Linked DNA regions of Mus musculus: region 2 is linked to region 1. A link is a loop called in an ENCODE intact Hi-C map of the cell type or tissue named here. Cell type or tissue: heart. All regions are shown on one strand. Each heading gives the region's core, and the rest is flanking DNA. Links, peaks and the distances in the headings are about the cores only.

Region 1 (11,854 bases), core at 1,505-9,504:
TATGGTACCTATCTTTTCGCTTCTGTTTTCAAACTGTAACGTTTTACATGTTTTAACTATGTCATTGTTTAAGGCACCTTAAGCACAGTTTGGAAGTATGCAGAATTACTATCTCAGAATTACTATCTGCAGGCATTCCACATTAAATTACAGTCCGCAGCATCATTTATCAAATTAGAATATAGACACACATCATCTGATGATCTTCTTAAGATGCTAATTCTGGCTGCAAAGGTGTTGAGGCTTGGATGTCCCATTGGCTCACATGTTTGCACACTGGGTCCCCACCAGTTGGTCATGTTTTGGAAGGATGTTAAAGGAAACTTTAAGAGATGGGGCCTCCTTAGAGGAAATGTGTGCATAGTGGTAAGCCTTGAAGTTTTGCTCTCTGCTTCATGTGCCTACTGACATTTCTCCCCCTTCATGATGTTCTGTATCCCCACAAACTGGGAGTCAAATTAAACTGTTAGTCCTTCCAAGTCCTTTGTTGGAGGTATTTTGTCACAGCAAGGGAAAAAATTACTGGGCTACCAAGAGAAAATCTGTATAGTTAAGTTCTAGTGCAGCACTAAGCATGCCGGTCCTCACTCACACTTTGAGCAAGGGGGTGAAAGACAGCAGTCTCCCAACACCTGTATGAAAGGTCCAGATAAAACTAATGAGCAAGGCACGGCCCTAAGAAATCATAACTCTTGGGGGCTGGAGAGATGGCTCAGTGGTTAAGAGCACTGACTGCTCTTCAGAAGGTCCTGAGTTCAAATCCCAGCAACCACATGGTGGCTCACAACCATCTGATCTGATGCCCTCTTCTGGTGTGTCTAAAGACAGCTACAGTGTACTTATAATAGTACATAATTTTTTTTAAAGTACTCAAGGAGCTGAAGGGGTCTGCAACCCTATAGGAGGAACAACAATATGAACTAACCAGTACCCCCTGAGCTTGTGTCTCTAGCTGCATATGTAGCAGAAGATGGCCTAATCGGCCATCATTGGGAGGAGAGACCCTTGGTCTTGCAAAGATTATATGCCCCAATACAGGGGAATGCCAGGGTCAGGAAGTGGGAGTAGATGGGTTGGGGTGCAGGGCAGGGGGAGGGTATAAGGGACTTTCAGGATGACATTTGAACTGTAAATGAAAAAAATTCCTAATAAAAATAAGAAAAAAAAGAAATAACTCTAAAAATGATAAGTAACAAAACCATAATGGCTGAGAATATCAGACCTTATTTATTTATTATTTGTTTATTGTTACAAACTTGAACCCAACGTCATTGCTAATCTTGATGGCAAATATCCAGTTCGTGTTTTTCAGGAAGTCGATTCTGCCTCCTGTGTTAGACATTTTATTGCACATGTAAATAATGTTTGGGTCAAAACACTTTAAAAGGGGCTTTGATGTTTTGGGAGGAGAATAGACAAGGAAAAAAAAACACTCGTTAACTACTTGCAAAGATATTGTTTCTGCTTATTCAGACATTCACTAAGAACCTACCTACTGCTCTAAGAATTACCATGCAGGCTTATACAACACAGTTGCCTGTGGTTTAATCTATCCTGGATTTCTTCTAAGTCTTTGTTTTAATTATCTTTGGGAATAATCACTATGTAAGTTGAAGAAGAATCGTACAGCTAGTGAATATAGGAATGAGCCCAGATCATCTGGAGAAAATCCATCAGTAATGACATTGACTAAGAGAATATCCCAAATGTTTGTTTAATTTCTTTTCCAGCCCATTTACAATTCAGAGTAGTCCTTTTGGCTTAGTGTGTTGTCTTAGTCAGGGTATCTATTCCTGCACAAACATCATGACCAAGAAGCAAGTTGGGGAGGAAAAGGTTTATTCAGCTTATACTTCCACATTGCTTCATCACCAAAGAAGTCAAGACTGGAGCTCAGGCAGGTCAGGAAGCAGGAGCTGATGCAGAGGCCATGGAGGTATGTTCCTTACTGGCTTGCTTCCCCTGACTTGCTCAGCTTGCTTTCTTATAGAACCCAAGATTACCAGCCCAGGGATGGCACCACTCACAAAGCACTGCCCCGCCCCCCTCCAGATCACTAATTGAGAAAATGTCTTACAGTTGGATCTCGTGGAGGCATTTCCCCAACTGAAGCTCCTTTCTCTGTGATAACTCCAGCTGTGTCAAGTTGACACAAAACTAGCCAGTATATGTTTTGTATAGCAGTAGTTTCAGAGATAGTTCAGAGCAAAGAAAAGACTTTGTCTTCTCCATGTGGCTTAATCTTTATAGAATTTTCCACTGTCCACTGTTCCACATATGCATACCCCACATGAAGAAGCAGGTAAAATCCTATGTTTATAAAAAATCCAAAAAAAAAAAAGCAATTTTCTGATATGCCTAAGTGGCTGAATCAATGAACGGGCCTCTTGGGATGTTTTCTCTAAACCAGAGACTCTGCAGCCAGCAATGTTCTTCCCCATTTGGTAACTTGCTACAACAGGTTAGTGGCCTAAACTATATAAGCGTATTATTTTACAGCTCTGGAGGTCAGAAGTCCAAAACAGGTTTCACTGAGATAAAACTTAGAATTCAGCAGATCTGTAAACCCTGCATAAATGCTATTGGAAAACCAAGTCCTTGCCCCTTCCTGGCTTGAAAATCCCCTCCCCCATCCTCACAGCCAGCAATGGCAGTGTCACTTTGTCACTTACTCCCATGGTCACATCCTCCTCGTTTTGGGTCTTCTCCCGATTTGTTATTCTGCCTTTAAGAGGGCTCATGTGTGTGCTGAACCAATATGTATTCTGCATGTTCCTGAACAACTAAACTGTCTTACTTCCTCTCTTGCCCACTAACCTAACACAGTCAAGAGATTCTGCGCTTTAAGATGTGGAAATATTTGGGTCCCACGGTTCTCCCTACCACATCAAGGTGGTCTTTTTCCACTTGCTAACTTGAAGTCTCCCATGGCACTCTGGTTCCCTGGCAGTCTCTCCACACTAAGGAAAGCAATTCTCGGGAAGAACAATCTAAGATTACCAGTAGCAGTGAGCCACGTTTCAGCTTTTGACCACCAGCTCTGATTCTGCTGGGATGGCTCTCCTACTCAAAGAAAGATTTGACCACCACATAACCACCTGTGCCTGGCTTCACGCACCCAAGTTTCCTGAGTCCTGTTCAAGTCAGCTGATGCCACAGAACTAGATCCTAACCATGGCCGTCGTGATTAGTGGCCTCACTTGCGATGCAAGTTGGCCAGAAATGGGGCCTTCTTGTAAAAATTGTGACAAGCAAAGGCCCTCTTTGAAAACTGCTTAGAATCATCAAAATTGCCCAGTAGGAGTAGGTAAAGTTTACTCACTGCCATTTAAAAACACAGAGGAATGTAAAGTTATACAGGTAGCTTCCATTAGGGCTCTCTTTTCAGGTCCTCACAGGGGTCTGACAGATCGGCTGTTTGTACAGCTGTACAGTGCTCCAAGGACTCTAAGCCTTTAATAGAAGAATAAGGCTCTGCATGATTTGTGGAATATACTTCAGAGGTAGTTTCTCTCAGGAACTACTAGTTAAGTGTAATTATTCCATTTCAACCAGGAGCCACAGACTGTGACAAGTTTGAATGACTGGATTAAGACTCTAGATAAACAGAGGGCTAAAACGTAAGAGTGAAATGAAGTTTCAAACCTGAGTTTAATACTGGGCTACCCGGAGAAAATCTGTATAGTTAAGTGCTATTATAAATGGGTCCAACAATTGCATACGAAAATAGAAAGGGCATGGCAGCCTGCCAAACTGACTACTACCGTTTCAAGTCACATGAGGACTAGTGGGGGGAGATTGTTTCTTGTGATCCTCATTTTCTAATCCATAATAGCCAATGCCAATGTAAAGCATTGAGTTAACCTACACCCCCAGTTCCTGATGACCTCTCACCCAGTGACCTGCTTTCTCCTCCCCCACAAGAACCATGAAAGGCAAAGGCCCAGAGGAATGGTGTTCATAAAAGCTATGGCTCCATCTTCGGTCACACTCAAATGACCAGCTCAGGGGAAGAGCTGATTCAGGAATGAGAGAAGACCTTGATACAAAAGGAGTTCTGCTCGCATTGCATCCCAAAGGGTTCTGAAAGCCTAGGCACTTTTTGTTTGTTTGTTTGGTTGGTTGGATTTTGGTTTTGTTTTGTTTGGTTTTGGTTTTGGTTTTGGTTTTGGTATTGGTTTTTCAAGACAGGGTTTCTCTGTGTAGCTCTGGCTGTCCTGGAACTCACTCTGTAGACCAGACTGGCCTCGAACTCAGAAATCCACCTGCCTCTGCCTCCCAAGTGCTGGGATTAAAGGCGTGTGCCACCACCGCCCAGCTCACATTTTTTTTAATAGTATGTGGGCATCACTAATTTAAGTTCACTCTTAAGAAGATTCCTGGTGACTTGTCAGCATCCTAAATGCTTTCTATGCATAACTATCAGAGCCTTGGGGCTACTGAAGATTGAGTATACTCTGTATATGCGAACATCTGCTTGCTGTACCACACATCTGGCAAAGCCAGTCTCCACTGACTAGCCAATCAGCCCATCCAGGCAGGTACTCCCAGAGTTAGCCATCTATATGAAAGCTACAAGAAGCTGAGAGCAAAGTCCTATCATGTGTTCTTCAGGTGGGCAGACAGTAGGAGGAAAAAGACGCTGGTAGGGAATGCATATATTCAGACGGAAGTTAATTCCAATAAGAAGTTGAAAAGCCCAACTCAGGCAGGCAACACCAGGCAGCCCTTTGCCTAGAGGCAGGTGGGAAAAGTTGCGTATATCTTATATATTGAAAATAGAAGGTTTTTTGAAAACATCTACCTGTATCTCTTTAGGCATCTTACACCGACGGAACGATATTCAAATAGGTTCAAATTTGTCAAAGTGGAGGGTCAAGAAAATTTGTGCCAACCTTGTGATTGCACCAAGCTTATGCATAACCTCAGAGTCTTTGCGTTCCAGGAGTTGATTGTATGTTTTTCTCCGTGATCTTTTAATTGCTTGTGTTTCCATACACGACCCTTGTTTGATAACCTTTGAATGTATTTATGACTTAGTCTTGGTGACTTTTCAAAGCTCTACACCTACCCCAAGTCATTACAAGGCATTGTGCCCTCTGATTATCTACAGGAGTGCTTTCGGTACCCAAGGTATAAAAACTTAAAAATAATTATCGTTGTCTGCTCCTCTTTAAAATTATCACGTGTCAACAGAACAGATGATTACACAAACTGCAGGCTTTCAATGTGAACGACTAGAAGTTCAGTAGTTGCCAGGTGGAGCCTCACCGTGAACTGCTCTCTCAGTGTTTCTAGAAAGAGTTTTAAACAAATTGTTGACAGTGGGCAGAAAAACATGTGCAAGGGTTTTTTCCTATGGGGCGATTTCCCTCCTCCGGAAGGAGGTGTGTTTGTGTGTTTCTAAGCCATGCTCCATGGAACCAGACAATACTCATGTCTCCTTTGGGTGCTGCAAGTTTACCTTTGCATGTGGTTCTGGAAAACACTTCGGTGGAGAATTAATCTGAGGGCACTCATGATCGGGGCCAACAGATGCTTTTGGTGGCACAATCCTATTCCCTGGTCACTTCTTAGAAGCAGGCCTGTGCCCGTTTGGCTGTACTCCCATGTTTTCCTCCTCTACCTACCAGGTAAAGGTGAGAAGGGCATCCAGGCCTTCAGTGGAGCCCAGCGTGGCTGTTGGTGGCCAGCACGCGTTGGTGCTCCCGTGACACACACACAGGCACAAACACGCACACACGCACAAACACGCACAAACACGCACGCACGCACACGGGGGTGCAGCCCACGGCCTTACCAGATCAATGAAGGTCAGGAACTTCCAGCTGCCTCCGTAGGTCTGATGCGAGGGCATTTCGATGGCCTTGTAGTTGCACAGGATGGAGCAATAGGATAGCAGGATTGCTACCCGCAGCACCTGGCAGGGGACAAGCGCCATGTTCGCGCGGCCTGGCCCCGCCGGGCTGCTCGTGGGGAGGGCAGGCGAGCTGCTCCGCGGTGCCGGGCGCCGTGGGAACCGGGGCGCGGCGCGGCGAGGGGCGGAGCGCAGGAGGCGGGGCGCGTCCCCGGGGACAGTGGCGGCGCCGAGCGCACCGGAGACCTGCGCGGGCGGGGCGGCAGTGCAGCCTACGCGAGCTGGCGGCCTGGTGTCATCTCTGGCGTCATCTGCGTCATTCTGCAGCGGCGTTCGTCGTACCGGCCGGGCGCCCCCTAGGCGGTCCGCGAGGTCCACCCCCCCCCCCCCCCCCCGGCCTCCAAGGTGGGAGCGCCTTTCGGGCAACCACGGTTCCAGACGGGAAGGACCTGACCGAACCGGTCCGGACCCGGCATCCCCGGGCAGCTGGTGCTGGCTGCCATGGCACCAGATGGGGTCAGAACGTGTAAAGCCACACACAGTCCCCCTCCAGTGACACCCATTACTTAGGATTCAGTTGAGGGTTTAATGTTAATGAGCATTTATGACTGTGAAGCCCCTTATAAATTTCACAAGGCTTTAATAATTTATCAGTATGCACGAGCTTTGAACAAATTCTTTTTTAAACTTTTTATTACGTCTTGTGGGTATATGCATGTACCACAGGACAAACGTGGAGGCCAGAGGACAGCTCAGGTGTGAGTCCCCTCCATCGAACTCAGGTCATGAGGCTTGATGGCAAGCTACTTTAGCAATTACTGACCAGGGCAAGTTTTATAAATAGAAATCTGTGCTGATTGCCATGACTGCTACGAGACAGCATTCCATTTGAAAGTCAAACCACCCGGAGGATGTAAACCTCACCCACGCATGTGTGATTTAATACAAATCTTTCGGAGTTAAAATTCCTTTTGCACTTCGACATTTCCCAACCCACCTCCCTTATACTACCGCACCAGAGCTGAATGGGAGGAAAGTAAATATAAACTGGATTCCCTCAGCCTTCCAGTAAATGTTGTCACAGGGAAGTTGCAACAGTCTGTGGGCAGAGTAGGGTTTTTGTTTTCTTTTAAATCATGATCATGTTTCAACCAACCAGATAAAGGGTCCGGTTATGAGAAGACCACATGAGTATTTCCTGTGGATCCATTCAAAACAGGTGTCCCATTCAAATAGTCTCTGAGTCAGAGGGTGTGGTGGGAAGGTCTAGGGGAAAGCATAGTCTCAGAGGTAAAGAGAAGCAAACAAATCCGACTCGTAGTTTTTTCCACTCCACTAGGGAAGAGAGCCACTAGGTCTTTTTAATTGACATAATTATGCTGAAAGAAACTGAAATCACAAGATGATATTACTAGCATAAAGCATTCTTCACTCAGAATTTATGAGTTCATACTCATGTTTAAACAGGATCTATTTGCGTGTGTGTGTGTGTGTGTGTGTGTGTGTGTGTGTGTGTGTGTGTCCTTAATGAATGTTCATATAATTACAAGAAAAAATGAATTTACTGAAGCCCTCTCACTTGGGCCTAATGAAGTTTTATAAAGTGATGTGATATTACAAAGTTTGATACAACCCTCCTACTTTACATTTGAGAAAGTAGTTCACAAGATTTCTACCCATTCCCATAATTATAAAGTATTGTTTTATGAAGCTATTTAAGAGTTTACTATGGAGAATTTTTGAATAATTACTATGACATCAAGAGTTCTGTTGCTCTCCCTGCCAATCCCCAGAGGGGTGTTTTGAGACGATTTTAACAGACTTGCTTTCATTATCTTGATTGATTATCTTCTTGTGAGATGATTTTGTGTTTTTAATAATGGAACATTTTATATAAACCTGGGCTGAAATTGTGCTTCATTAAAAATGTCAATCCCAGATTCTTGAGATTCTTGATCATATTTTCATAGCGTGTTCAATGGGTTTCATTTTGCTTTATAAAATATTTTTTAAATTCTCATTTCCTGTTTTGCTTGCATTTATGTCTTTGAGGGTATTGCGCCCCCTGGCACTGGAGTTACGGACAGTTGTGAGCTGCCATGTGGGTTCTGGGAATTGAACTTGGATCCTCTGCAAGAGCAGTCAGTACTCTTAATCACTAAGCCAGCCCTCTCATTTGCTTTTTAGTCCATGTCTTAGCATCTTAGTCATGACTGACAGGTATTCTCTGTGGGGTGATAGTAACCTGAATATTAATTGTATTTTCAATGTATCAAGGACAATATGGCATGGACTTTAAACTTCACTCAAAATGCTGTTCCTTCTATGAAACAGATTATGTATTTGTACCTACATGATTCCACACTGGATTTCAAGAGTTCCAGGGTCAATGTGCGGAAGAAATGTCTGCTGTGTCTCATTCTTCCTTTTTACACACCGCTGTACAGCTAGAGAGGTGAAAGGAGGAAAGCACCTGCCCTCTTGGGCTTTATAACTGAGTAAGCGCGCCGAACATGCCGAACATGCCGAACACGCTGAAAACATGCTGAATGTGCAGCAAAGACTGCAGAACTGTGCTTTAGCTTCCAGTCACGTGAGCGCTTTCGATTTGAGGCTGAAGATTTTCTGAGGTAAGTACGTCTAAAACCTGGTACTAGCTCTTTATTCATGTGTGTGTGTGTGTGTGTGTGTGTGTGTAAGACATTGGCTGACACATCACCACATTCCTGAAATCCAGGAAGAAGATCCAGAAACAGGCCTGTCTCAATTAGGGTTTTACTGCTGTGAACAGACACTATGACCAAGGCAAGTCTTATAAGGAAAACATTTAGTTGGGGCTGACTTACAGGGTTCAGAGGTTCAGTCTATTATCATCACGGCAGGAAATGGCAGCATCCAGGCAGGCATGGTGCAGGAGGAGCTGGAAGTTCTACATCTTCATCTAAAGGATGCTAGCAGAGTACTCCCAGGCATCTAGGACCGGGTATTAAAGCCCACTCCCACATGGCCACACCTACTCCAACAAAGCCATATCTCCCAACAGTGCCATTCCCTTGGCCAAGCGTATACAAACCTTCACAAGGCCCTTACAATAACCAATGAGTCTGCATTGACATTAAATAAGCATTTTCTAGCAGAGTTGGGGTATATATATATATACATATATATACATATATATATATATATATATATATATATATATATATATATATATACAAGTTATCTACCCACTTCACATTTATCCATACCACAAAGGTAAAAGTCAGGAGGTTTGCACACAGCAGAATTCCTCTCAATGTTAACAGTGATCAAATGTCTTAAAAATTGGAAACTGACGTCCTCATAAAACAGAAGCTCAGACAAAGATTATGATGTGCATTAGCAAGTTGCGAGATAATAATAACAAACCTATTAAAAGATAATAATAACAAACCTATTAAAGAGATAATAATAACAAACCTATTAAAAGAGGTTCAAAGCAACAGAATATCATATTATTTGCCCAAAGAAAACTGCCAATGGGAAAATTTGAAACCTTTGAGTTACATCTTTTTCCTTCATTATAAAAATAACATACTTACAATATTAAAATTATAAAAACATAAACTATAACATTATCCCCACCCAGAAAAAAAGAGAAGGAATGGTCTTGTTTCTCCCTGTCAGCCTTTACAAAGCCAAAAGGCAACTGGATGTAACATATAACCTATGCAAAAATTTGCATCCTAAACATTAACTTTATTTATTTATTGCGGAGTCTGTCTTAGCCATGTAAAGGACAGAATGACGTGGTTCCCAACCCTGGAACACAGGCAGCAGGGTGTGGGCCTTCAAGAGGTGGTTGCTGGGGTGTAAGCCTTGTTTGTACAATAATGTATGTATTTTCATATTCCTCCTCTGATGAATGTTCTCTCAGCTGAGGCTAATGACTCCATGATAATGAGAGACAGCACAAGTCCAGGAATCAAGGGTGTGGCTAATGTCTCTGTAAAAGGGTAACTGCTGAGATCTTTAGGACCGCCCTCAAGGCTGTGGGAAAGAACTCTAAAAACATGAGTTCGCAAGTATATAATTTTTCAAACTATGCAAAACATAAGGACGCAATATGAATTATATAAGGAGCTTCACAGATCTAAAGGAACAGAGAGAGCTGCACTATGAGCCAGGTTGTCAGAAAGATAAAAGACAGGAAAGTACAAAGGCAGGCAGATTTCTGAAAATTCAAGGACAGCCTGGGCAGAGCAGATTTAGGTCCAGGCAACATTGGAATGGTCATTTCAGGGCATGTCCCCCGCTAAATTATCTTCTGTGCTTAACAAAGGCAAGCAGACCTTTGAATCCTTTTGCAATGTTAAAAAAAAATGTGTGTTTGCTGTCTCTTCCTAAGAATCAAGGGGCTGGAGTCATGGGATGCTGATCTGTGGGATAATCAAATGGAATAATGACTACATTGATATGTAAATAAAAAAGTGGGCTTTTGATCTGCAAGAAATAAGCCATCCATAGAGTTTTTAGAATAGCAAGAGAAAGCTGTCTTGAGCAGAACATAGAGCACAATCTGGAAAGCTTTCTTGAGCAGGACATAGGCCGTCGTCGTCTTGTGACCCATGATTTGACTTTGAGTCGTTTTTTCACCGCTCCCAGACACCCCTTCTCTGAGAACCCCTCTCCAAGCCCAGACTGGTCCTTGGAAATTTATTTATTTATTTTTAATTATCTTTAGGTTTTTCACGTCACTGTTTCTCTGTATAGTCCTAGTTCTTCTAGAACTTGCTCTGTACACCAGGCTGGCCTCAGCCTCACCAAAATCCACTTGCATCTGCCTCCCAAGAGCTGGGATTAAAGTCATGAGCCACCACCTTCCTATTAATTTTAATTGAAATTTTCTCTAATTTGAAATATCTAAGAACTCATAAAAACAACATTAAAATTAATCACATCCCTTACACAACACCACATCATGTGGATATTTCATGTCTAGGTCAGATTTTACCACAGTTTGAGATCTGTAGTAGCTCCCAATTTTAACTACTATGAAAATGCTCTGTACAAGGTCTGCACTTTTAAATGAGAAAGCCACTCTTTAAGGTTATTTGGAGCTTAACACCAACTAAGAGGCCATGCTTTTATAAAGCATGTACACTTGTTTAATTTCATTTTGTAAGCATGTGTGTATATGTGCATGAGTACCCATGGAGGTCAGAGAGGGCGCAAGATCCTCTGGAGTTGGAGATACAAGAACTTGTGAGCTGTCCAGCATGGATAATGGGGACTGAACTCAGGTCTTCTCTAAGAGCAGCATGAGCTCTTAAGAACCAAGCCATCTCTTCAGGCCCCATGTGTACTTGCTCATGCATGTTCACTTGAATTGAGATGCCAAAAAGACTCTGTTTGCCCTGGTGGTCAACTGGAAAAGATGAAGAAAAAGAAGTAGACCAAAACAAACTGGCACTCTTTTTCTACAATTGAAGCTAAATAAAATGTTTATAAAAGACACTAATACAAAATGAAGGGCCAGTGTATTTAATTAGTCTGATTTATTTCCACTAAGCAGTAAGAAGTTTTTTTGCCCAGCTATGGGCCAAATGAGCAATTTGATGTACTGTGAAGATCATGCCAGTGGGCTGTTAGGTGCTCAGCAGTTAGGAACTCCACACAAGCCTTTCAAATACGCTCAGTTTATTCACACAAACATCCCTTACGATACTGTGCTAGGGTAAAGATTATGGTAGTCTCGTTTGTAAACATGCATCTCATCAAGCAGATACCATGGGCAGGAAGTGCTGCAGGCTTCGATGGGGAACCCTCTCTCATGAGAGCACTTCAGGAGCAAGCTCAGTTCTTCAGCTGTGGCAAGCAGAGAGGATGACACTTTGGGGAGTTCCAGAAGGTCCTTGAGAGCATCAGCCAGCAGCATGTGCGAGCTCAGGAACAGTGCCAGAAACTCCATAACTGCTGGAGCCCAAGTTACAGCCAATCGGATGCCCCTTTGCTGAT
Region 2 (11,854 bases), core at 2,069-10,068, 220 kb after region 1:
TCTGTGTTCTCATGACCGGTCTCTACTCCTCTACTTCTCTACTCTCTCTCTCCCCGTCTGCCTTTCTTTGACTCTACTACCCTCTTAACTCCCCTCCCCATGCCCTTAATAAACTCTATTCTATAAAAAAAGGAGAGCTCAGAGAAACAGGAACCAAACCCTCTCCTTCGTGTTCTTTCTGGGTCTCTCCCGAAGTCTTGGTGGCATCCGCAGTTCACTTTCATATCAGTAAATACTCTCATTGGCATAGGTACTAAAAGGATTCTTCTAGAAATCCATTGATTGGAGAGGGTAGGAATGGTTTTATTTCTCTCTTTGACTCTTGTCTGTGAGGGAGCAGAAAGACGGTCATGGCAGCAAGAGGATGGAGAAGTCCTAGGCCACACAAAGACCCATGTTGTACCATAACACATCAAGGCCTTAGGGCCTGGTAGAAGAGGAAGTCAAAGAACTTTCCTTTCTTCACCATGTGACCTTCTGCCATTTCACCTGATTTTCATGTCAATAAATGGGCACCTTTGTCTTCATCAGGAAGTCTTTGACTATGATGAAGTCCATGCCCATGCAGGTCTTGATGGCTCCTCCTGCCTGCGCTTTCTAGGCCTAGCAGAAGTGATGAGTTGTGACAGTCTTCAGGAGTGCTTGCCCCAGTGTCACCCATCATTACATGCTTGTCCTACTAGTACCAATAAAAAAAGTTATTAACCCCAGATTATTTAATTCATTTTTAATGGGCATATTCAAATCTATGCATGTCTTCCCTTATGGTTGACACATCTTTTCAAAAATACAATGAGCTTGCTTAAATGAATTCAGGAACTCTTCCCATGTTATGTCTCTCTGACTTTTAGATGAATCTTAAGTCAGAAACATCAACTGAAAAATACAGACCTAATGGCCTGGTAAAGGTGGCCACTTTAAAGGTGGTAAATGGTGCCAATTTAAAGCACCAAGTAATTCTAATGGAGCCATTACTTTTATCTCCATTTAACAGATTAGAAAAGTGAGGCACAGAGAGGTTAGGTAGTTCACCTGATGCTATGATTTGTTCATTGAGTGTGGGATATGATTCAAAGCTGATATTCTGGCCCAGATCCGCATGATCTGGCCTGGATGTCGCATGCCTCTTGTTATTACATCAGTGCTGTACACCAGGGTTTCTTTGGATTGCGGAATGAGTGTGTCTGTAAGAAGGGAGCCTTTGGATGGTCTGTGGTGTTGTCTATGTAGTCTTAGGAGGGCCTCTCCCCGTCTCTCTGAAAGATACTGTTGTCATTTGGTTCTAAGCCTGTTCCACTTTATTGCCTTTTAGTATGAGGGCAGGAAAAACAGGTTCTTACTTAAAATTGGAGTTGTTATGGAAGGTGCCAGGTTTGGACTGTCTTCGTATTTCAGGGATGTGACAAGCCTTTGCTATTGAAGCTTTCTAGTTGGCAGCGTTAGTAGGTGCACGTTGACATTTCTGTCTACATTCCTGTGTCTTAGAGGGAAAATAAGTTTGCCAGTGTTTATCTTCCTGAGTATTACTTGACATTAGTGCTGCCCGAGAAGCCAAACTTGCTTGAACCAGTCACCCAGATGGCCAGACTGGGTGGCGAACCTGCCTTAACGATGCTCGGCGGTTGACACGTGGGGCTGTGAGGTGTGCTGCTCCCTCGTCTGTGCCAGGCATGCAGAGCGTGTTCTTTGATGGGGTGAGACAGATGGTACCCTGCAATCTAAAATGATGAGGCAGGAAAGAAAAGTTGAAAAAAAAAGTAGAGAAAGGGCATTTGATTTTCTAATTCACATTTCGGAAGTGAATTCGAGCCTCTGTGATTGACTAACACATGCAGTGTTGCTCTAAGACATGAATCCATTAGCGTCTGTTTGAACAGATCTGAGTAATCGGCAGGAAGCAAGCTTTTCCTTCATGGCTACTGTCCCAAATTTCATGGGGTTGCCTCCAGATCCAGATTTGGGCCCTTGAAAGACAGCGCAGATCAATCTAGATTTTCAGAGTAACACATCCCATACCACCCATCTCAACCAACAGAGGACAAAGGGCTGACTTTCATTTTCATGCTAGAATATATATTTAGATATTTCTACACATACATGTATCAATAGGAGTGGGGGGGGGGGGTACAAGTGCCTGGCGAAGTAGCCATGATAAGGATAATTAATCAGTCTTCATACAGCTGCTTCCTGACATTTCTGCAAATCGTTGTGGAAAAATTAATGAAGGTTAAATCAGTAATGGTTTCAAGCTTGGCCAGTGGAAAGTATGACACTGTTTCCATCAGCAAGTAAGTTGGGCTGCTTTTTTTTTTTTTTTTTTTCTTTCTTTCTATAGGGGAAGTGGTTTGCTGTGCATTCTTCACAGGAACTGGAAAGGCGCAGCTGGCCTGTGTGTGCTGCAGGTATGCAGGAGCATTCTGGGAGTGCTCCACTGACTGCCTTTGATCGACGGCACTGACTTGCCTCTTGTGCCGCTTGTAGAACAGGAATATTCTTTCTACAAGTTTTATTTGAAAGATCCAGTGAGAACGCAGGCCTTCTGTTGGCCTGCCATCCAGAGAGGCCGATGCTCTGTGAATGTGAACTTTAGGAGGTAGAGTGTGGAATTTATGACAAACAGAAAGTGAAACTCACCTCGTCCAGTTTATTTTTCAAGCTGAAGGTGGTTCAGCACAAGCCCAGTTCACATCCTGCGTAACCCTATGGGATTTCCCCAGCAGTAGTTAAAAATTTTCCCATAGGGTCACACAGGATGTGAATTAAGTAAACACTTAACAGGCACGATGAAAGGAAATCAGCTTTCTAAATGGTCCTTTCACTGTTAGCATCCTGTCCTTATTAGAAACCTGGGTAAGGGCCACGCAAGTGTCTCTTTCTCAAGCCATGACATTATTAATTGAATGTATTAATCTTCTTTGTTACATAAGACATGCATTTTCTTATAGAAGAAACGGAATCTCTCATGGGCATTTTTCATGTGTGTTTGACTTGTATGTGTGGGGGCTGGTTGTATATATGAGTGTGTCCGTTTGCATTGAGGCCAGAAAGCAACCTCAAGTGTCATACATACACCTTATCTTTTTGAGGCAGGGTCTCTCGTGGACACTATGCCATGTCTCTTTAGCTGTCTTCTTCAGTGTCACCTTCAAGTGGTGGCAGTAGAGGAAAATCAAGCTCTATAGCCTGGCAAATAACCCAGGCCCAGTACATCTTTATTACCATCTATTAAATACATCTATCTATATTATTTATATCAGTATTATCTATCTATCTATCTATCTATCTATCTATCTATCTATCTATCTATCTATCTATCTATCTAATTATGAGGTACAGATGAATAGATAGATGAAAGTTATATAGATATAATTTTGATCTACCTATTATGTCCTCATCTGTGCTTTGAGATCTAATTTAAATGTCACTTCTTAATATACCTTTTTTTTTTTTTTTTGTGCAGTTCCTCCGGGTACCTAAAACATACACATTTTGCCCATGGTGTTCCTCTACTGGTTTAGATAATTCTTTACTCTTAAATTATGTTAGCTCTCACCATTCACATGGAAAAGTGTGAATTTAGTGATCTTACACTTATTGGTAAAGTTTTATTTCTCTTTTTGTAAGACACACTCAACATAAAGTCCAGCTTAGTACTAAAGATACTGTGCACTTCCTGTACACAATGCTGGGAAGGGGCCAGCGTTTGCTGGAAGTGGAAGAATTTAGGTCTGACCCTGGGGTTGTTACTACATGGTAACTGCCTGTCATCTCTGAATGAACAAAGCATTACTCTACAGGGAAAGTGAAATAAGTAAGAATGGGGTTCTGAAAGTGTGCTTTCTACCACCGAGCCGCAGCCAAGCGTTTTTGTGGGAAGGGGTGGAGGTGTATACATGTATGTGTGCATGCTTATGTGCAGCCCGAAGACAATCTTTCATTTCTCACTGCCATTTACCTGGCTTTTTCCAGTTAAGGTTTCCACCGAGGTTAGGACCTTCGGTGTAACTGATTCTCTTAGACTTACTGACTAGCAATTCCAGAGAGTCTCCTGTCTTTGCTAACACTGTGAGTTTTTTATATGAGTTCTGGGGAATAAATTTAGGTTCCCATGCTTGTATAATAAGCACTTTACACACTGAGCTATCTACCCGGGCCCAAGTGTGCTTTTTTTTTTTTTTTTTTTTGTTAAGCTCTAGCCACTACTGTCATAGTACCTTATTTAGAATTTTCCAGTTGGCTAATTACCAAGCGATCTTTAAAGGCAGGCACTGTTAGGTTTCTGAAACATATAGACCATCTGAGTCTCAGGAGAAAATTCAGGTTTTCTCCAGAGGTAAGTTCATGCTTTCGTTTTACTACGACGGAATGTCTTTTGAAGGTCACACAGATCCACTTGCTCTGGGATTGTTGATTTCCTTCAAGGGTAGAGGCAGTACTCTTCAGCTCCATTCCACAAGGACCTCCTCTTGAGCTGCTCAGGCCTGACTCATTCAGCAGACCCCAATCCTCTTCCTGTTTGCCCATCATTCGCCCTCCCCATCTCCTCACCTCTTCCCCACCCTTCCCCTTTTCTTTCTCCATATTCCTTGATGCCACTGAGAAAAAAAAGTAGGGAATTTAAATAAACATTTATCTAGAATCAGATTGCCTTAATCTCTGATGGCAGCCAATTCTTTTCTTTGCTGTTGTAGACTGATTGTTTCCAAGCAGTAAATTATGATTTAGAGTCCTGAGCACGAGAGACTTTGAACCAAGGAAGCTTCCGAGGAGGGTAAAGTGTCTACTGTTGTTGGAGGTCTTAGATCCAGTTTGTGTGGTATAAATGGCAAGTTAGTGTAAGAGAGAAAAATGCAGGGGGTAATGGATAGTATTGGACGACCTGGGTCTTTGAGAGAGAGAAGCCGTCTGCCCTAATATGCAGAGTGCTAGAAAACCATGAACACCACATGGGAAGAGGTGGTGTGTAGGAAGAGCATAGTGCGGTGGGAAGGTCTTCATAAATGAGGCTGGAAATCTGGACAGGTGCTAAGAGTGTGGAGTGAACTGGAGATTGTCAACAATTGAAAGGGGATATGATTACAGAGGCTTGTGCCTATGCAATGTAATTAAAGAAGTTAATTAAGGAAATTCAAGAAAGAAACAAAACAAAACAAAACAAAACAAAACAAAACAAAACAAAACAAAACAAAACTACATGCTGGTCATGGCCGAACTGAAGGCAAATAAGAGCAGAGTTGGAGACTTTGCTCATTAAATCATTGTCGTGAGCCCCTGGCTCTCCTGAGATGCATAACTGTTGTTGAACTCAGGCATTTCCAAGCCTCATCTCTGCCTGTCAGAGTTTTCAAGCCCTAATTTACATCTACCAGCTGCATAAGTGTTTCCTTCTCAACCCCAGCTCATAGCAGCCTCTCCTTTACTGTGCTTGGATAGTATTATTATAAATGCAACGGCACTCAACTTGATCTTCAAGGCTATAATTTACATTTTCATCTGCATGCATACTTGTCTTCCAAAAGAGATACCAGACTGATGTAGAATATGAATATATATGTATAGTCACACACACACACATACACACACACACACACACACACACACACACACACTTATATAAAGCAGGTAAAAAGACCTCAATGTATGTACTATGATATAAAGGAAGATTTTGCCTTCCCTATGTCATCGTGGGATTACTAGATGGGACAATGGGGAAGAAGTATAAAACACTGTCCTTAATCTTCATTTAAGATGAAGATAATTGAGTTAGGTATTTTGTTCAGAAGATTAGCAGTACGATAAAGGTTTGGGATTAAATAAGGAATGTTTTGGGATTCTCAATTTTCTTAAAGAAGATTATGCGTGTACCCGATAAGTTTGCCACCACTTATTAGGCACTTATTAGGGTTTACAGTTATTGTGCATTTAGAGGTCAGAGGACAGTTCTCAGGAGTCAGTTCTCTCCTGCCACCTTGTGGGATGCAGCGATCCAACTCAGATCAGCGGAACTGTCTGTGAAGGCTTTCTCCGCAGAGCCTTCCCATTGGTGCCTCCATTGTGTTATAGCAGGACACACTGAGTCTGAAAACCTATCCCTTCCTTGCACACTCTCTTCCCTGCAGGCCAGAGCGCTAACCACTGCCGCGCTGCAGCAACATGGACACGTTTCCATCCTCACTGATCAGTGTGCCACTGTCTTTGGCTTTTCTCTGTGAACTATTTTTTCCTATTAGTGTTTTCTTTGCTCTATCTGTTTGGGTTTTCAATGAGCACACATAGTGATGGGTTTATTGCTAGTACTTTGTATGTAGTTTCTTTTGGTTGATCTTCCTTTCCCGCCCAGCCCCTCTAACCTCTGTCCATTCCAGGTTACATGCGTCCTACTACCCTTTCCTCCAACTCTTCCTTAAAGCTACTTTATTCCCGCTCTTGATCACCTTTCTAGTGTCATGAACTCCCCCCCCCCACACACACACATAAACGCATACTATAAAGATTAAAAGCCAAGACCCATGAGAAAGAGTATACAGTGTCTGTCTTTCTGAGTCTAGGTTACCTGACTCAATATAATAACTTACAGTGCTAAAGCCGGCGAAAAGCCTCAGTCAGGAATGTGCCAACAATGCAAGCATGCACTCTTGTAAAACCAGCCCTGTAAAAGCTGGACAGATTGGCACTTGTCTGTAACCTCCGTACTGGGTTGTGCAGAGATGGGTGGATACCTGGAGCTCATGGGTCAGGAAGCCTAGCTGATAGAGTAAGCTTCAGGTTCAATGGGAGAACCTGTCTCCAAAATTAACATGGATAATGACTAAGGAAGACACCAGTTGTACTCTGGTTTGTACACCTGTGTACCTATAAATGCACATGCATCCACACAAACCTGTAAATGCAACTCCCCCACCCCTGCCACACACACATAAATAAATAAAATAAATAAATAAATAAATAAATGGAAAGTAATAATTTCCCTATAAATTTCTCTTCAGATAGCTGAATTAAATTCTATTGTGTATATCTATAGTACATTCTCATTATTAATTTATCAGTTGATCCAGACTGATTCTTTGTCTTTCCGTTCTGAGTAAAACAGAAATAAACATGGATGTGCGAATTTCCTGTGGTGGAGTCCTTTACCAGCATTTTCAGACGTGGCACATCTGGGTTGCCTAGTGGATCTCTTCTTACGTGTATTTTGTTGGCTTTTTTTTTTTTTTTTGGTCTTGTTTTTAAGAAATCTCTTCTGATTTCTGTAGTGGCTGTGCCTCCAGTTAATTCTCCCACCAGCAGTGACTAAGAGTTCCTTTTTTACCATAGCATCATTTTTTTTTTTTAATTAAAAAAAGGAATGTATGTATATGGGTGTTTTGCTTGCATGCATGTTTGTGTAGCATGTGCATATATGGTTCCTATGGAGACAAAAAGAGGACATTAGGTCCCCTGGATCTGGAGTTACAAACAGTTGTGAGCCACTACATTGGTGCAAGCAGTTGAATCCAGGTCCTCTGGAAGATTTCTTAACTTCCAAGTGCTCCCGACCACTGAGCTGTATCTCCAGCTCCATCATGCTTTTTGTTTGTTTGGCTTTGTGTTTTTTGTTATTGGAGGTGAGTGTGTTTTTTTTTTTTTTTTATCCTAGTATTTCTGATTGTGCTGAGAGGGATTTCAATGTTGTTTTAAATTTTAATTTGTATTTTCTTGAAGCCTAAAGATGTTTAATACTCTTTAAAATGTCAGTCATTTGTGTCTATGTCTCTCTCTTTGTGTCTGTGTGTGTCTTTGTTTATGTCTGTTTATGTGTCTGTCTGGCTGTCTCTCTCTTTCCCCTGTATCTGTGACTATGTGTGTCTCCATGTGTGTGTGTGTGTGCACGTGCGCGTGCGCGCGTGTGCATGTGTGTGTCAACATTGGTGTGTATGTCTGTTTGTATTCCTCTCTGTCTGTGTGTGTATATGTGTGTGCCTGTCTCTCTGTGTCTGTTTCTGTGTCTCTCTGGGTATTTGGTTCTTTTTATATTCTAGCTATTAACACCCTGCCTGAAGTGTACCTGGTAAAGATTTTCTACTTGCTGTAGTGTATCTGTTTATTTTGCTGTAGAGAAGCATTGTCATTCTTTTTGTAATCCCATTTGTCATTGCAGTCCTTTCAGAAAATGCTCACCTATTCCTGGAATTGTTCTTAGTTTTCCTCCAGGAGTTTCAGCACTTAAGGTTTTAAAATAAATTCTCAGCCTTGTTTAGAATTGGAATATGAGTGTGTCTGATTTTTTGTGTGTGCAAATAGATACTCAACTTGGCTGGTACCATGGGTAGAATAGGCTGCTTTTTCCCAGTGTATTATATATTTGACATCTTTGTCAAACCATGCGAGAGGAAAAAGCAGTTTTTGAGGAAAGAGAGTGGAGAGAGTGATCAGTGCTGTGGCACGAGAGTGGAAAGGAGGTTAACCCCGGGTAGAGGTGCACAGCCTGAAACAGGAGGGTGAGTAGGGGAAGGATTAAACCAAAGCAAAGTGCACACGGCATTTTTGTCAGCTACTAGTTAGCCATAGCTGTGGGCTTATTTCTAGATAGAACTGTTCCATCAGTCTACGTGTGTCTCTTTTTGTGTCAGTACTATGGTGGCTTTGTCACTATGGCTCTGTAGTATAATTTAGAGTCTAGTATAGTGATAATACCAGCTGTGTTCTTTGTCACTATGGCTGTGTAGTATAATTTGGAGTTTAATATAGTAATAATACCAGCAGCTTTGCTATGACTTGAATGTGTCCTTTCAGAAGCAATGTGTTAGAAACCTAGTCCTCAGTTCCACATTATTTGGAGGCAGGACCTAATGGCAGTATATGAGACCATAAGAGATTTGCTGTGTTGAGTGGATACTGCTGTTATTATAGACGTGGAGTCATTATTAAAGGAGTGAGATCCTTATCGAAGGATGAGTGTGCTTCTTTCTCTCTGTCTCTCTGTCTTTGTCTCCCTCTCTCTGTTTCTGTCTCTCTGTGTGTCTCTGTCTCTCTCTTTCTTACACACACACACACACACACACACACACACACACACACACACACACACACTTGAACCAATGTTGCAGCAAGAAAGCCTTCACCAGATTCCAATGTCTTGATCTTAAACTTTGCAGCTGCTAGAACTGAGAGCTACTGTTTTTGTTACCAGAAATGACTTCTTTGCCCATCTCACTCTTCCTCCTCACAAAGTTATCAGTTCTTAAGTGATGCCCGTGTTTATTTGTCCCCAGAATGCACTTGTTCCTTTGTCTTCTCTGCTATAAGCATTCTGGCCATTGCTGTTTTCCGGTGTCTCTTGTAGGTGAGCCTTCCACATGTGCTTCAGGGAAGGTGGCTGGTCAACTCTTCTATACAGTGTGTCTTGTACTTCCCTGAGCCCTCTCCCCATCACCCATTCATGTCTGCTCTTACTGGTTTGTCCTCACCTGACTGTACATGTATAAAAATAGTTTTCATTTACCTGACCCTAGATTATCGTGTTTGATGACTGTTTCTTTCTGTTGTTGTTTGCAGAAATCTGCTGAGTAAGTTAACAACTTAAAAGAGGTGAACCTATGGTTTAGGTCAAGAAGAACTGAATCAATGATGGTACATTCAGATAGAAATGCCATCTGGCTTATAAATCATCAAATTTAAATTGTTTAACAGTATACTATGTCTTATCTAATACAGGAACACATTTAAGGGAAATTAAATATGTTGGACATATATGTACATATATATTCATATTCATGTATAGTCATAAAATCTTGAATGTGAATATTTTCTGGAATCCTGAATATTCAAAAACAGAAAATGAGAGTTATAAATGATGGTATTTAAAAAGTAGATTTTAAAAATTTAAGAATACGAGTCTTTGATGGAAGCCAGTGAGGTGGGTCAGTTTGTAAAGTCACTGAATGTCATGCTTAAAGGCCTGAGTTCAATCCCCAGGACACAAATGCAAAAGTACAGAACCAAGTCCTACAAATCATTCTCTGGCTCCCACACCTGTGCACATACATGCACACGCATGTACAGCACATACATGCACACGCATGTACACACCCATGCACTCAATAACTAACTAAATACAAGTATTCAAAAAAGAATATTAAAAAAAACTTAGTCTCTTAAAACAGAAAAGTAACTTATGTTGTATCGGTTCTGATTTAAGGATCTATAGCAAAAGTCTTATGAACAACGCATATATCCAGCAATAGAAATATAAGGTAAGACACCAATAAGTTTACACAACATTGTTAACAGAAGATAAGTAGCTCACTTTAGGGTATTGAATTGATCCCTAACTACATAGTACATTTTAGCCTCAGAACCATTGGTCTGATTTAACGTCTATACTGTATTAGTCTGTTTTCCTTTGCTATAACAAATTAACTGAGGAAAGAAGGTGGGTTTTGTTTGTTTGTTTGTTCATTTTTGTTTTACCCCATGTTCTGTGGCTGGAAGGCCAAACATCAGGATGCAGATTCTGATGTTTTGGTGTCCTACCTGATGATATCCGTATGGATGACATCACAGTGGGCGTGTTTGTGGGAGGTAACAGCTTACTCTGAGCTAGTTGGAGACCTTAGTTAATCACTTACAATGATAGCCTCCAGTGACATTTTACTGGACTGTGCTCTCTCTCATAGGGCTGCACTAGGACCAATTCCAACACGGAACTTTTAGGGGACACACTCAAACCACAGCTAATCCACAGCAGATATATGCTCAAATTGTAGGTTGTGAGTAAGCCATGTATTTGAACAGTTCTCTCGAGTTGGTTCATGTCGTATCATTAACCTTTATTCTGTGATTTTAATCTTCCATTGATATACAATTTTCTGTTGTTCATTTTTCTTGTCTTGACTTTTGAGAATTTCCTGTTAGTATGGTTTAGTTCTCGGTCACACCCTCCCATCACTACATAGCATAACTAATATTTACTCTTTGACTGTATGAAATCGAATTGAAGCAAGTACAATATCCTTTGCTGCTAATTCTGTCTTTGTCATGCCTGGGGATGATTCTGATAGGGTGATTTCCCCCTTCAACATGAATCTTTTTTTTTTTTACATTTCTCTTCATAATTGATATTTTGGGGTCAGAGTTTTTCCTTGTTAAATTCTCAACTTTTGCATTCCTAAAGTCCTTTTCAGCTTTCTGTGGGGGTAGAGTTCAGATGTGTGTAAGAGCTTGTTTCTTCCACAGGCAGCGTTTCTCCCTGGGATCCCCCCCCCCCCACCCACCCACACACACACTGTCAGGGCAAGACCCCTCACAGTGCTCACCCAATACATGCCTCACATAATATGAGCTTTACTGGTCTGGCCTGTGGAAGCAGAAAAATGGTTTAGCCCTCTGAACAATGGGCATTGTTCATTCTTAGTATTTTCAGGTTGTTCTTCCCTTAGCAGCAGTTTCCTTGTATGCAAACTTAGATCAGGAGACAGTTGAGTCCCTTGTCTGGTGGCCTCCTTGTAGAAGGTTTGTCTCCCTGAGACCCTTTCTTATTTTCGTGGCCTCCTATCTTAGAAGCCCTTCATGCATGGAGATTACAGGTCTCCACGTGTGTTCCCATCCTGTGACATAGATCCCTTGTCACCAGAGGACTGACTGTCCTGAGAGCTATGTTTCCTATCTTTCTTGTTGTTCCTACTCAGGTCAGTAAATCAGGCTCCTCCTTCTCCATGCTGTTGTGACACTGAATCAGAGCCTATGTTAGCAGTATTTACCTATTTATATATTACCTGTTAAGTCTGAAGAATTTAAGATGCTGTCAGAAATTGCTAAATATAGAGTTTAATTTAACACGCACACCTAGCTCTGGGAGAGAGATCTGTGAAATCCG

What was found. Peaks named below come from ENCODE experiments on the same cell type or tissue, not always from the same donor. Only the 100,000 strongest peaks of a DNase experiment are listed, where the experiment ranks them.
Region 2: a loop joins it to region 1, with 2.9 times the contacts of the local background. A loop is called at or near these places in 3 of 42 quality-filtered maps.

What each region holds. Positions count from the first base shown.
Region 1 is chr10:13,862,818-13,874,671 of GRCm38, forward strand. Aig1 (androgen-induced 1) reads right to left here and starts at 6,140. Exons shown (of 6, transcript NM_001347362.1): 1 at 5,801-6,140. The coding sequence starts at 5,941. Gm32172 (predicted gene, 32172) reads left to right here and starts at 8,463. Exons shown (of 3, transcript NR_152745.1): 1 at 8,463-8,487. In heart, for the core only: CTCF peaks have their summits at 6,190 and 6,403; DNase peaks (open chromatin) are centred at 3,824 and 6,104; H3K4me3 peaks cover 1,683 bases; H3K27ac peaks cover 1,380 bases.
Region 2 is chr10:14,083,681-14,095,534 of GRCm38, forward strand. All of the region lies in intron 2 of Hivep2 (human immunodeficiency virus type I enhancer binding protein 2), which reads left to right. Among named protein-coding and RNA genes, the nearest start is that of Gm51759, 38 kb to the right of the region's middle. In heart, for the core only: a CTCF peak has its summit at 5,961 (motif pointing left); a DNase peak (open chromatin) is centred at 2,671.